Regions from separate parts of the Homo sapiens genome. Here region 2 is linked to region 1. Evidence: read pairs that join two places in POLR2A ChIA-PET (ENCODE). Cell type or tissue: PC-9. All regions are shown on one strand.

Region 1 (5,000 bases):
TGATCTCAGGAGTTTGAGACCAGCCTGGGTAACATGGCAAAATCCTGACTCCACAAACATGTAAAAATTAGCCAGGCATGATGGTGCATGCCTATAGTCTCAGCTACTCTTGGAGGCTGAGGTGGGAGAATCGTTTGAGCCTGGAAATTGGAGGTTGCAGTGAGCCTAGATTGTGCCACTGTATACCAGTCTGGGTGACACAACGAGACCCTGTCTGAAAGCAAAAAACAAAATCTTAAGCCTCACACTCTCTGTGAGAGAAAATATCCTCATTTTATAGATAACAGACCGCAGCGAGTAAGTGGCACCAGAATTCAAACTTGGATTTTCTGACTCTATAAATTCAATTCTATTTCATATGTAAGGCTTTCGTAGAACAGGAAATGAGAACCATTTCAGCAGTTAGACAAAAGATTTGGTAGGTGGGGTCTCAGTAGATGTGGAGAAAGGAATGATAGATAAAAAGTAGATTCTTATGAAAGTTAATCTGGTCTTAGTATGTAGTTTTAATTGAAGCAACAAAGAGTAGGATAGATTTGTTGTGACTGGTGGATTATCTTCTAATGTGAGAATTGTAGAATATTCCTCTTTCACTTATGTTTTGGGTTTTAGCTAATTCTGCTATGTAAGGTAGTATTTATGGAACTTCTTCTAGAATAATGCTGTCTTTTTAGTAAAATAGCACGTAGAAATCTGATTCATGTAAAAATGTTTATAATATATGAATTGCTTATACAGAATAGGTTTTTAAGACTCCTGTTGTATACGATTATTTATTATTATTATTTTTTGAGACAGTCTTGCTCTGTCGCCCAGGCTGGAGTGCAGTGGCACAATCTTGGCTCACTGCAGCCTCCACCTCCTGGGTTCAAGTGATTCTCCTGCCTCAGCCTCCTGAGTAGCTGGGACTACAGGCGCATGCCACAACGCCTGGCTAATTTTGTATTTTTAGTAGAGATTGGGTTTCACCGTGTTAGCAAGGATGGTTCTTGATCTCCTGACCTCGTGATCCACCCGCCTCATCTCCCATCCCGCCTCATCTCCCAAAGTGCTAGGATTACAGGCATGAGCCACCACGCCCAGCTGATACTTAAGTTGTGGTGGTGGTTCTTAGGTATTTTTTTTGTTTTGTTTTGTTTTTTGAGACAGAGTCTCACTCTGTCGCCCATGCTGGAGTGCAGTGGTGCGATCTTGGTCACTGCCACCTCCGCCCTCCGAGTTCAAGTGATTCCTCTGACCTTTGAGTTCAAGCAATTCTCCTGCCTCAGCCTCCCGAGTAGCTGGGATTACAGGCGCCTGCCACCACGCCTGGCATTTTTTTTTGTATTTTTAGTAGAGACGGGGTTTCACCATCTTGGCCAGGCTGGTCTTGAACTCCTGATCTCATGATCCACCCGCCTTGGCCTCCCAAAGTGCTGGGATTACAGGCGTGAGCCACCGTGCCCGGCCATTCTTAGTTTTTAACTTTATATTTTTGCTTTCTCCCATCCAAGTACCAACCAGGCCCAACCCTGCTTAGCTTTTGAGATTTGGCGCGTTCGGGGTGGTATGGCCATAGGCACCGGCCCTCTGCTTTCTAACTCTGCTTGGACCCTTATAGTTCTACTCTTCCATAATAATTTTGTCCTCTACTGATAGCATACTTTTTTGTTGTTTGTTTTTTGTTTTTTTGAGGCGGAGTCTTGCTCTGTTGCCCAGGCTGGAGTGCAGTGGTGCAATCTCGGCTGACTGCAACCTCTGCCTCCTGGGCTCAAGTGATTCTCCTGCCTCTGCCTCCCGAGTAGCTGGGACTACAGGCACACGACACCATGCCTGGCTAATATTTGTATTTTTAGTAGAGATTGGGTTTCACCGTGTTAGCCAGGATAGTCTTCATCTTCTGATCTCTTGATCCTCCTGTCTTGGCCTCCCAAAATGCTGGGATTACAGTTGTGAGCCACCGCACCCAGCCCCTAGCATACTTTCTAGAACATACTTTTCTAGAACATACTTTCTGTACTACTGTTCTAGAAATGCCTGTCAAAATCCCAACTCTGTAGGTTTTTTTTTTTGAGACTGAGTCTCCCCCTGTCACCCAGGCTGGAGTGCAATGGCGCAATCTCGGCTCACTGTAACCTCTGCCTCCTAGGTTCAAGCGATTCTCCTGCCTCGGCCTCCTGAGTAGCTGAGACTACAGCCATGTGCCACCATACCCAGCTAATTTTTGTATTTTTAGTAGAGACTGGGTTTCACCATATTGGCCAGGCTGGTCTCGAACTCCTGACCTGGTGATCCCCTGCCTCGGCCTCCCAAAGTGCCAGGATTACAGACGTGAAGCACTGCACCCGGCCCACACTGTAGTTTTTTTAGCAGACAGTTTCATGGCCTACTTCACTAAGTAGATGGAGATATCCCCCCATCTTCCATGGAAATGTCTTTCTTACTTGCCTCTTATTTCTCTATCTTAGAAAAAGAGGAATCCAGTCGGGCTCGGTGGCTCACACCTATAATCCCAGCTACTTGGGAGGCTGAGGCAGGAGAATCGCTTGAACTCGGGAGGCGGAGGTTGTAGTGAGCCAAGATTGCGCCATTGCACTCCAACCTGGGCGAGAAGAGCGAAACTTCATCTCAAAAAAAAGAAAAAGAGGAGTCCTGGTCAAATTTACAGGGCAACCTCTTCATAATATGTCCTTATTTCCAGTCATTACTTGTTCCTTAGTACTCTCTTGCCACAATGTCTTTCTGTAACTGTTCCCATCTGACTATAAAAATGCCTAGATTGTCACCATCATTTAAAAAAAAAATATATATATATGCCCTTTACTAGTCCTTAGTGCCCAGCAACTATTTCATTAGTAAATGCCTTATGTAAGGGATCAGTACTGCTTTCCTTTCCCCACCATCTGTTCTGTATAGCCCTCCATAATCTGGTGTCTGTACATGTCACACTATGGAAACTATGCTCAGGAGAGTTATGAATGTCTCCTGATCAACAACTGTATTGTGTTTTGCAGTTTAAAGGTACTTCAAAAGCTTATTGATGCTTCTGTTTATTTTATCCCATGCTTATTGTTTTTTTCTATTGTTAATAGATGTTTGTGAAAATAGAAGGAGCACTAGTTCTAGTTCATGCTTGCTTTTGCTTTTCCATAGCTTCTAAAACTAACAGTGAAAATGATATATTGAAACAGTAAATTATAGATCTATACCAGATTTGTAATTGTGTATTTCATTGCTATTTGAAGTATAAAGTAATGGTTCTGTATCATTTATTGGGAAGGTTGAATTTCCATAGCTTCAAAATATTCAAATTTTTTTGCATGGATTTAGCTACGCTTTTCAAAATTTCCTTTTGATGAAGTCATTGACTAAAGCGTCATTAAAACAAAACAAAAAAAGAATTCCAAAAACCCTCCAAAATTCCTTTTTAAAGATAGGAAGGCATACCTGCTGTCATTTTATAGGTAGAACACTAAAACACAGTAAATTACCTGGCCTCCAACTTGGTAGTCTGATTTTTTTCTGCCTTGGTCTGGTGTTTTTGTGGTTTTGTTCTTACTTTTTGTGAGTTGTGAGGGGTTTTTTGTTGTTTATTTTTTGTTAGGTGTATAGACACACTTTTGGATGTCATATTTAACAGGGAAAGCATAGAGTCATGGGCCTGAATAACAGTTGAGTACAAATATTTATAAATTGGTTGAAGTAACTTTGATTTCAATGTTATATTTTAAAGTCTAGGTTATTTTACTACAGAGCATTACAATGATAAAATATTTCCTTTTTTTTTTTTTTAGCTTGTCAGCTCATTTGCAGCTTACGTTTACTGGTTTCTTCCACAAAAATGGTATGTATTTAAAAGTAAATAAAGTGGCATTTTAATAGCAAGATACCTTTGTGAATGTAAAAAAAGTGGGGCTTCTGAGTGTAAATTTATAAAATTAAGTTTAATGGAAAATATGTTGGTTCTGATGTTTTTGAACTTTAAGGTATGAAGGCTAATGATGAAATTTGTTTTTGGTGGATGGGGGTGCAGAGTGAAGGCTGGAGTGCAATGTTATGATCTTGGCTGACTGCAGCCTCCACCTCCCGGGTTCAAGCGATTCTCCTGCCTCAGCCTCCTGAGTAGCTGGGATTACAGGCACGTGCCCCATGCCTGGCTAATTTTTTGTATTTTTAGTAGAGACAGGGTCTCACCATGCTGGCCAGGCTGGTCTTGAACTCCTGACCTCGTGATCCACCCGCCTTGGCCTCCCAAGGGGGCGTGAGCCACCACGCCTGGCTAATGATGAAGATTTTAACAAATTGTCTTAGAACTTCAATAGGTAAAGAATCTCCTCAGTAGAACCTTTTATGCATAAACATTTTGAATTAATGATACTGTATCATGTTTTAAAAAAACACAGTAAAACAACTGAAATAACCACTATTACCAATGGCATATATTAATATTTTAGATATTATTCAAAGGAAATTATATGGTATATTACTCCAGTAAAAGCTCAAAGCATGCTGGAAAGAATTAGAGTTGTTTTAAAAATGGAAAAATACGGCCAGGCGCAGTGGCTCACGCCTGTAATCCCAACATTTTGGGAGGCTGAGGCGGGTGTATCATGAGGTCAGGAGTTCAGGATGTTCAGGAGTTCAGGAGTTCAGCTGGCCAATATGATGAAACCCCATCTCTACTAAAAATATAAACATTAGCCAGGCGTGGTGGTGGGTGCCTGTAGTCCCAGTTACTTGGGAGACTTAGGCAGAAGAATCACTTGAACCTGAGAGTCGGAGGTTGCAATGAGCTGAGATTGCGTTACTGCACTCCAGCCTGGGCGACAGAGCGAGACTCCATCTCAAAAAAAAAAAAAAAGGGAAAATCACTTATCAGCTTATCCATCATAAGTCTGTGTATATGGCATATCTTTTTATTATGCAATGGAATAAAACCATTATTAGAAACATGCCAGGTTGGTTGTCTTGGTATCGTTTAGTAAGAAACAAAGATTGAAAATGAGTCCTGGTGGGCCGGG
Region 2 (5,000 bases), 240 kb after region 1:
TTTTATTTTAGGTCTTAAGAACTAAGAAACATAAAATCAATATCTCCTTTGTACTGATAAATAGTACACAGTGTAGGGAAGAATGCCCTTTTATTTATAACACACCTGCACATATACACAGAGATGTTTGTATATTGTTGAAAACTAGTTACTGCAGATATTGAGATTTTCGGTTCTGTTTTCAGAGGCAGAAGAAAATTCGTGAAGATCATAAATCCTACTATGCGATTAACACTGTTTATGTATATGGACAAGAGAAATACTTGTTGGTAAGAAATTCTGTGGCATACAAAAATTACTAATTATTGGGTACATTTTTAAATGACTCTTTGAAAACAAATTGGCTTCAATTGAATGACTCTCTGTAGAACTTCTGTGTGATTTTTTTTTTATTTAATTTTTTTTAGAGACACGGTCTCACTATGTTGCCCTGGCGAGCTCTTGGGCTCGAGGGATCTCCCACTTCAGCCTCCCAAGGAGCTGGGACTGCAGGCATGTGCCACCATGCCAAGCTTGATTTTATTTTTTTTCATCTGGTTTATTCATTAGAATTTTAAGTCTTTTGGCTAGGCGTGGTGGCTCACGCCTGTAATCCCAGCACTTTGGGAGGCCAAGGCGGGCGGATCACCTGAGGTCGGGAGTTTGAGACCAGCCTGACCAACATGGAGAAACCCCGTCTCTACTAAAAATACAAAATTAGCCGGGCATGGTGGTTCATGCCTGTAATCCCAGCTACTCGGGAGGCTGAGGCAAGAGAATCGCTTGAACCCAGGAGGTGGAGGTTGTGGTGAGCCAAGATAATGCCTGCCTGGGCAACAAGAGCGAAACTCCATCTCCAGAAAAAAAAAAAAAAAAAGAATTTTAAGTATTTTTATCATGTGATGATTACATAGGTTTAGATATAAATAAAAATTCATCATTTAAAAAAATTAAAAAAAAAATTAAGTTGGTACACTTAATTGTATGTTAGCTATACCACAATAAGAAAGTTGAGAAAAATGGGTTAGGCATGGTGGCTCACGCCTGTAATCCCAACACTTTGGGAGGCTGAGTCAGGTGGATCACCTGAGGTCAGGAGTTCGAGACCAGCCTGGCCCTAGTGAAACCCTGTCTACTAAAAGTACAAAAATTAGCTGGGCGTGGTGGCACGTGCCTGTAATCCCAGGTACTTAGGAGGCTGAGGCAGGAGAATCACTTGAACCTGGGAGGCGGAGGTTGTAGTGAGCCAAGATTGTGCCACTGCACTCCAGCCTGGGCAACAAAGTGAGACTCCGTCTCAAAAAAAAAAAAAAGTCGAAAAAACTGAACTCCCCTTTTACTTTCTTCTACTTCTATTTTTTTTTTTTTAAATTTTACTTTAAGTTCTGGGATACATGTGCAGGTTTGTTGCATAGGTCAACCCATCATCTAGGTTTTAAGACCCGCATGCATTAGGTATTTGTCCTAATGCTCTCCCTCCCCTTGCCCCTCACCCCCTGACAGGCCCCTGTGTGTGATGTTCCCCTCCCTGTGTCCATGTGTTCTCATTGTTCAACTCCCACACTTATGAGTGAGAACATGCAGTGTTTGGTTTTCTGTTCCTGTGTTAGTTTGCTGAGAATGACGGCTTCCAGTTTCATCCATGTCCCTGCAAAGGACATGAACTCATTCTTTATTTATGGCTGCATACTTCTATTTTTTTAAAAAAATATTTCCTGTACTATTGACTAGAAATTAATATGAAAACCCTGCTAGTGCTTGGTAGTTTATCTGTAATCTGAATCAAGTTTATTTAGCAGGGAAGGGAGTATTTAACAAATATGTTAGCCTTAAAAATGTATAGGCTACTCTAGGCACACTGCCTATGGGTTAGCCCTGCTCTGCAAGGAGCAATAAAATCAAACAAACAATAAAAAAAGTACAAAAGAAGAGCTGAAAAGACACTATGAAATACAGTAGAAGGAGGGTTATATGGGCCAGGTGTGGTGGCTCATGCCTCTAATCCCAGCACTTTGGGAGGCCGAGGCGGGTGGATCACCCTAGCCTGACCAACGTGGAGAAACCCTGTCCCGGGCTGGTCTCAAACTCCTGGGCTCAAGCGATCTGCCCACCTCAGTCTCCCAAAGTGCTGGGATTACAGGTGTGAGCCACAGTGCCCACCCCTGAATTTTACTCTTGTTGGAGATCATTATAGCATAGATGGAATATTTAAGAAATTTTATAATAAGCACCGAAGAGTGGCAGTGAAACAGAACAAAAATGACCTTACTGTAAAGAGTCATTTGCTTTTTGTTTTTGATTAGTGGGGAGAAAAGGTGTGGTAGAAAGAAAATAGATTTGAGAATCATATCTGAGTTTAAATTTTGATTTGATAACTTCTTAGATGTGTACCATGGGCAGCTGACTTAATCTTTCTAGCCCGTCTCCTTATCTGCAGAATGTAAACAATGCATGTAGAGGGCCTGCCCCCACACATTAGTCACTCACTAATACTAGCTTCCATAGAATCTTTTTTTTTTTTTTTTTTTTTTTTTTTTTTGAGACAAGGTTTCACTTTTGTCACCCAGGCTGGAATGCAGCGGCGTGATCTCGGCTCACTGTAACCTCTGCTTTCCAGGCTCAAGCGATTCTCCTGCCTTAGCCTCCCCAGTAGCTGGGACTACAGGCACACGTCACTGCACCTGGCTAAGCTTCCACAGAATCTTAATCACCATTTTTAGTCTGCAGAATCAGAAGATACTTATTTGTCTATACTTTCTTTTTTTTTTTTTTTTTTTTTTTTTTTTGAGACTGAGTCTTGCTCTGTCGCCCAGGCTGGAGTGCAGTGGCGCAATCTCTGCTCACTGCGAGCTCCGCCTCCCGGGTTCATGCCATTCTCCTGCCTCAGCCTCCCTAGTAGCTGGGACTACAGGCACCCGCCACCACACCTGGCTAATTTGTTTTGTATTTTTAGTATAGGCAGGGTTTCACTATGTTGGCCATGCTGGTCTCGAACTCCTGACCTTGTGATCCGCCCACCTCGGCCTCCCAAAGTGCTGGGATTACAAGCGTGAGCCACCGCGCCCAGCCTTGTCTATACTTTCTACTTTTAAAACTGGCCTGAAAAGTTATGCTTAACCAGTACTTTTAAACTTAGGAAGTCCAGGGAAGGAAGTAATAAGCTATCATGACTTAATATATCAATATTATGATACTTATATTTTTCATTATCTTTTTCTTTTACAAGTTGCATGATATCTCAGAATCGGAATTTCTAACTGAAGCTGAAATCATTTGTGATGTTGTATGCCTGGTATATGATGTCAGCAATCCCAAATCCTTTGAATACTGTGCCAGGATTTTTAAGGTTTGTTGCTCCTACAGACTATGACTGAATGTAACTTCATATGGACTTTTTATGGAATTGCAGTGTGGTGTTTCCTAACCACAAAAATGCAACAAAATCATGTGTATTTTAAAAATACATACATCTTTACCCTATTCCTGAAGGTTCTGGTTTTGTTCTAAAGTGGTAGAGTCTCAGACATACATATTTCTGAAAGTTTTCGACATGTGATTGTGAGGTGCATTCCTGATTGAGAACTTTTACATTAATGCAAGCTCTTCCCAGCTGTTAAAAGTTACATATGTCTGCCTTCTCTCTGATGAAAAAAAAGAGTAGTACATATGGATTATATATTGCCAAATATACCAAGAATAACAGCCAGAGGAAAGGGATAAATCTGAAGCTTAGAAAGTCTATCAGTCACTTAGGGATTATCAATAAGATTCAATAGGAGTAAAAAGCTATATGTACAAAGGTGTTTATTCTAGCATTGTTTTTAACAGGAAAAAACTGGAAATAATCAAGATGGCTAACAATGGACGATGATTTACTGAAGTAAGATAAAATAATCTAGTGGAATGTTAGGCAATATTTAAATTAAAAAATAAAAACAATAAATGTAAAATTAAAAATAGTTTTGAATTCTGAAGAATATGGAGGACACAGTATTACATTTTTAAGTGGTTATGTCCAGCATGACTGCGACTATACAGACACACATAAAAATGCATGTGCTCAAGGACTAGAGGTGATATTAAAAAATGAAAGTAGTTTTTATAAAAGAATTTAGGTGGATTTCTTTATATTTCAAAATATGTGTGTTTAATGTGTGTTTTTAATTACATGTTTTTTTTAATTGTAATAAATCTAAGGAATCAGTATAGGTCTGTTTTGTCATCAGCATTGGAAAAGTGATCTGGATCTTATTTATTATATGAGATTTACCTAGACCACTGCCAATCTTTGCCTTTTGGTTCACTTTTTCGCTTTGAAACTACTGTTGCTTTGCCCATCTGGAGGAAATGCTTGGTTCACATTTAATTAAATAGTAATTTTTGAACTTGTTATCAGATTTTGATTTCATTTTTTATTCCATAGCAACACTTTATGGACAGCAGAATACCTTGCTTAATCGTAGCTGCAAAGTCAGACCTGCATGAAGTTAAACAAGAATACAGTATTTCACCTACTGATTTCTGCAGGAAACACAAAATGCCTCCACCACAAGCCTTCACTTGCAATACTGCTGATGCCCCCAGTAAGGATATCTTTGTTAAATTGACAACAATGGCCATGTATCCGTAAGTACTTGCTGTCTTCATTTTCATGTTGCATGGTTCATAACATTGCATGCCATTATTAGCCATGAAGGGAATATCTTTGTCACATAGGAATTGTTCAGCAACAGAAAGATACTTTGTAATGAGAAGGTACAAATTTGAGTAAATGCAAGTTTGGTTTGAATGCCATAATAAAATGATATAAACAGTGCTTCTGACAATATCTGTATATTTTTGAGCAGGCTGTAACTATCTTAATAGAATAGTACAATAAAACACAACCCCCCACCCAGCATTAAAAAATAGTTTTACTGGAATAAAATGGGTTTGGCATCATGTTGTTTTATGCTTATAAAGCATTTTCATATGAACAGAAAGTTTATATTTTTCTGTTTTTGACCTTAGGTATATGAAGT

What was found. ChIA-PET counts read pairs that join two places held together with the same protein. Peaks named below come from ENCODE experiments on the same cell type or tissue, not always from the same donor. Only the 100,000 strongest peaks of a DNase experiment are listed, where the experiment ranks them.
Region 2: POLR2A ChIA-PET joins it to region 1 with 11 read pairs; 2 of 35 experiments call an interaction of 5 or more read pairs at or near these places.

The regions. Positions count from the first base shown.
Region 1 is chr17:31,962,374-31,967,373 of GRCh38, forward strand. It overlaps SUZ12 (SUZ12 polycomb repressive complex 2 subunit), which reads left to right. Exons shown (of 16, transcript NM_015355.4): 5 at 3,774-3,823. It also overlaps the pseudogene RNA5SP437. Among named protein-coding and RNA genes, the nearest start is that of SUZ12, 28 kb to the left of the region's middle. In PC-9, no CTCF peak of the experiment used is centred here; no DNase peak of the experiment used is centred here.
Region 2 is chr17:32,203,705-32,208,704 of GRCh38, forward strand. It overlaps RHOT1 (ras homolog family member T1), which reads left to right. Exons shown (of 20, transcript NM_001033566.3): 16 at 186-269; 17 at 3,206-3,325; 18 at 4,403-4,605. Among named protein-coding and RNA genes, the nearest start is that of RHBDL3, 60 kb to the right of the region's middle. In PC-9, CTCF peaks have their summits at 10 and 213; a DNase peak (open chromatin) is centred at 2,497; H3K4me3 peaks cover 239 bases; H3K27ac peaks cover 1,832 bases.